Linked DNA regions of Mus musculus: region 2 is linked to region 1. The links are chromatin loops, found by intact Hi-C in ENCODE. Cell type or tissue: gastrocnemius. All regions are shown on one strand. Region 1 overlaps Il1r2 (interleukin 1 receptor, type II). Region 2 has its middle 56 kb from the start of Il1rl2.

Evidence for each region. Peaks named below come from ENCODE experiments on the same cell type or tissue, not always from the same donor. Only the 100,000 strongest peaks of a DNase experiment are listed, where the experiment ranks them.
Region 2: a loop joins it to region 1, with 7 times the contacts of the local background. A loop is called at or near these places in 35 of 42 quality-filtered maps.

Annotation. Positions count from the first base shown.
Region 1 is chr1:40,114,112-40,116,611 of GRCm38, forward strand. It overlaps Il1r2 (interleukin 1 receptor, type II), which reads left to right. Exons shown (of 9, transcript NM_010555.5): 5 at 913-1,087. Among named protein-coding and RNA genes, the nearest start is that of Gm16894, 30 kb to the left of the region's middle. In gastrocnemius, CTCF peaks have their summits at 1,352 and 2,487 (motif pointing right); a DNase peak (open chromatin) is centred at 1,376.
Region 2 is chr1:40,379,188-40,381,687 of GRCm38, forward strand. No RefSeq gene overlaps it. Among named protein-coding and RNA genes, the nearest start is that of Il1rl2, 56 kb to the left of the region's middle. In gastrocnemius, a CTCF peak has its summit at 1,071 (motif pointing right); a DNase peak (open chromatin) is centred at 1,073.

The sequences.
Region 1 (2,500 bases):
TCAAGCTCACAGTCCTCCTGTCTCAGCTTCTCAAGTGCTGAGATTACAGGTACAAAATACCATGCGCAGGGTTCTCGTGTACTGAGGCTATGGAACACTCAAGATGTTTTTACCTGGCCTACTCCTTCCATTTTCCCTGGAGGCCTTGCTCCCGAGGGCTCTGTTTTGTCAAGAACCTCTAGGACTCTATGTCTTTATGAGAAGATGGACCCCATCTCTCCTATTTTTCTATTTACAAAATTTCCTTTCCTGTAGTAAGTCCTAAATTGAAATAATTTTTAGATAAATTCCTCCAACATGGTCTCTTCCAGCCCTAGGTTTTCATGTCTTCCTGGCTGTTTAGTAGTGATTTTCTTTTCTTTTTTCTTTTTTTTAAAACAATTTTTCATTAGATATTTTCTTCATTTACAATTCAAATGCTATCCCAAACGTCCCTTATACCCTCCCTGACCCTTCTCCAACCCACCTACTCCCGATTCCTGGCCCTTATATTCCCCTAGTAGTGATTGTTCTTGATACTGCTCATAGTCAGAAGAAGGCAGTTAGATCTTAAGTATATTTGTACTTAAATGGTTTAAAATAACTTAATCTTTAAAAAAATGTATTCTTTTTTTTTTCTAAATGGAGCAGGGGGGCACACCCATGTCACCCTAGAAGCCAGGAGGCTTAGGCAGGAGAATCAAGAGTTTAAGTCTAGTGTGGGCTACATGACAAGATTCCACCCTAAGGGGGAAAAATTGGTCATTTCTCTAACAATACAGCTAAAAATGCGCCACAAAGACAAAATGGCCAAAGTAAGTATATGCCAGGGAATCTCTTGGGTTGTAGATTCCACATCGATTGACAACAACACTCAATGTTCAAGAGCGATGTTATTCTATAATGTAACTCTCAGATGCATCTCCCCTCTAGGGCGCCATACTCTTGGATAAAGGCAATAAGGAATTTCTGAGTGCAGGAGACCCCACACGCCTATTGATATCCAACACGTCCATGGACGATGCAGGCTATTACAGATGTGTTATGACATTTACCTACAATGGCCAGGAATACAACATCACTAGGAATATTGAACTCCGGGTCAAAGGTAAATACATACCACCGAGGTACCTGTCTTGCTTGGTTCTAGAAGCAGCTTGATAATAAATTCAGGATCACCTAAAAATCCTCGAATGTCTTTGGCATGAAGGAAAAAGAAAAACATGTTTATCAACTATTCTAGATGTTACTAAACCACGAACAAGATACTTTAAGACGTATAAGGCAGGGAGTTCTAAGAGAAGGAGAGTTAATTCTTGGTCAGGAAAGGGATGAAAGCAGGTATTTGAAGGTTGCAATGCTAAAACTCACCACTAGAGGGGGTACAAACTAAGGCGTCCTGGGAAATGGAAGGTTCATGAGCTCTGAGCTGGTACGGACACTCTTGTCAAGCCTTAAAATATACTTCGGAGGGACTGAGAGTTTACTGCAGTGGTTCTAAACCTGTGGCTCACGACCTGTTTGGGAGGTCACCTATCCTTCATGTCAGGTATTTCCTATATAATTCGTAACAGTAGTAATTTACAGTTATAAAGTAGCAACTAAATAACTTTATGGCTGACATAAAATGTCCACATGAGGACCTGTATTAAAGGGTCACAGCTTTAGGAAGGGTGAGAACCACCATTTTACTAGGTTTTTGACCAGAGCGCTGAGCAGAGTGCCAATTGTGGCTCTTTGTACAGGCTGACTACTACCTGCCTGAGAGTTTGACAACAGAAACCTTCAAAATCTTGATTTTTTTCCAAGAATTGGCATATTTTCACCAGCATAATGAAATCTTGGATATAGGCACAAGTTTAAACATGAAATTAGTGTATGCTTCATATATATTTTTTACACATAACCCAAAGATAGTTTGATGTGATATTTTGTTTACATCTTTTTTTGAGACGGGGTCTTGGGCTATACTTGGTCCAGTGGCTATAAGCTGGCTTCTAACTAGAGAACGTACTGTAGCTCTTCCATGCAGAGGTAACTCATGACTGCCACCAGGTCGACTATCACAGTATTTTAATTAATTCTGTGCATTCAAACAAAGTCTTACAGTATGGAATTTCCCACGCACAGCATTATATTGTTGCTTAACAAGTTTCAGGTCTTAGAGTAACTCAGATTTTGCAAACCCAGAGAAACGATGCTCGGCCTATGCCAGGACAGATTATACGTGAAAAGAACGTGATAGGCAGAGCTGGCCAGTATTGAACAGTCGTTTAATGTAGTCGTTTACCCCCAACTCTTACATGCTGGAGAGGAAGCGAGGTGAAGGGAAAATAGAATCAAATATGTGAGCCCCAGAGACTCATTCGTGTCACTATCCTGCCTGAACCGAAGCCTCTGGCCTATATTTGTTTTCCTGTCCTGTGAGAAGAGAACAGGCTCACATCTTCTTGCTCAGTTCAGGGTGGTGTCTGAGAACGGGCTTCACCACTCGTCTGTGTGATACTGCACAGAAACACTA
Region 2 (2,500 bases), 270 kb after region 1:
GGCCTCCATGAAGTCCCGCATGTTGCTGTCACAGATGAGGTAGTCTTTGTGTAAGACACTTGGGACCATATCTATTCAAGCCTTCTGATCTTTGGGGGGTGGGCCTTGAACTACTTAAATATGCATAATGAGATACCTTGGGGCTGGGTCCCACCAAGTCTGATAACGATTTTTATTTACATTTGATATGCTTCATACACGCAACCTCCAGGTAATTTAGTGTCCGTGTTCAGTTCTTTCTGATTTCACATTGCACGAGGGCAGGCTGGCTTTTCTGTCAGAGGTAATGTTGTGTCTGTGGAAAAATGCTGTCTATTTGAGAGCACGTTGTACACTTTTTAAAAAAGACTAGTGACTCAGCCTGTAACTGTAATAATTATTAGCCCGACTACACTAATATTATTTTTACAGCAATTGGCACCAGCAATTATGGTATCTGATGTTTACTGGTAGGTACAATGGATCAGGCAGGAGCTCCAAAAACAACAGCGGTCACCGATTGGCTGATTCAAATGTGGCCTCCCTCTGTCAGGGCCAGCAGCACCTCTGTGGTTTTGGTAGAGGGGCCCAGTGGTGGTCTGACTCCCTAACCCATGAACGATGAGCATGGGAAAGATCTGCACTATGGGCCACATTGTGTTTTCCGGCGAGCTGTTGGCTTCAGCTAAAGTGTTCCTTTGCAGGGATGCTAAACCTTTTTGAGTGAGTCTCCCCCTTGGTGTTAAGAACAATGTCACCTGGTGAAATAGGGTTGAGAGGGAGCACAGGGAGTATGTTGGGGTCCCTGGACACCTGTGGCACAGGTTGTTGTTGGTTTACCCAGGGCTGGGGCTCCTGCGTTGCCAAGGATAAAAATTAGGTAGTGGAGCACAAGTGTCACGACCTCTGCCCCCGAAGTTCTTGTGGGCATCAGCCATGTTGTAAATTTGCATCTCAGTTTGGGGTTATGTACAAGTTTAATGTCAGTGCCAAATCCGACGCTTTAAAACCCCAGCAAAAGTGCAGCTGGTGGATTCCAAACACAACCTTTCCACATTGCACAGGGTTGTTTCTTCTGTCCTGCAGGGGGCACCCTCGTGCTTTTCCTTCTGAGTAGAATCTGTTTAGAACTAGAAGGTTAGCTTATATAATACTGGAAGGGGCTATGCACATTGCTGGAGGCAGTGGAAGAATCATTAGTCTTACTGAACTGTGAAAATCATGACCTACAGGATGCAGAGTGGAGCCTCACCGCACATGGTGTCAGCCCTGTCTCTCAGATACTCTTAGCTGCGGCTCTGGTTCACTGCCAAGGATATCACGTGGATTTTGGTAACACCTTCATGCCCTTTGACAAATTGGAATCTGCCCAGAGCTCTGACTGAGGTGGTCCTGTGAGAAATGTATCTATGCTTAGTTTGACATGCTGTGGGTAAGCCTCCCATGGTTACAGAGGAAACACCTCCGATCCTAACTGTGTTCTCCAGAGAGAAACATTTTTAGGGTACAGGTAGAGCGAGCCAGTAGTCAAGAGTTCTTTTGAACAGTCAAGAAAGTGGAGATTCACCTTCCAGAATGGAGAGTGCGCCAAACCGCGGTTGTGCCAAGCAGCTACCTCTAGGATCTGGACTCATAATTTTTATTCAACTGTCTCTCTTCCCTTTCCCACCTCTGAGGTGGTCTCGGGGTGGTATCCCCCTTGGAACAGAAAGAGGTTTTCTTAGGTTCAATCTTTTTTCACCATTCAGTCTGTTACAAGTAGGTTCACTGGATAAAATTCGATGCGTAAAGATGTAACAGCAAGGAGAGCTGAGATGTTTGCTAGGGCAACGGGCTTTCTAGGAGGCAGCCTGAACCAACTTTGCTGTTTTCTCAGAATCCCGTGCTTTCTCTTCACTAGTTAGCTTGGCTGGCTCATACCCAGCTGTGAGCCCTCTTATTTACCTTCCCCAGTGTCTCTGGCCTTGCTCCTTAACCCTGACGTTCTTTCTCTTTAACTGCATCAGCGCAGCATTCTGCGGTCCCCGAGGTTCTGCGTACCGGAAGTTCCTGACCCAGCTTCCTGCAGTGGTCTCAGATACACCAGTCTGCTCAAGATCCTTTTCCATCCTCTTTCAGAAACTAGAAGATTTTACGCCCAGGTATGAGCAGCAGCCTATGTGCATCTCCAGGCCTCCAGGAAGCACCCTGCCCCTCTCAGGGATGAGCAATCGCCTATGCCCGTGTCTGCCACCAGACAGCAACCCTTTTTTTTTGTAGCTCATTGTTGTCTATTTTGGAGGCACAGTGTCTGAAACTGGCCAGATGAGCTGAATCAAGGCAGGGTTACCCAGTTCCTCGTTCTTCCTGACACTCAGTTCTAGGAAAATTTCTCTTAGCATCCTTCTTCCTCATTTGCCTGGTTGGGTGAGGAAGAGATGTTCTTTCTCGAATTAAACAGCGGTGAAGGAAAACCCTCGGTCTCCTCAGATGAGTTATGATTGGCCGTTGGCCTATGAAGCTGGTGGCCATCATTGGGTGG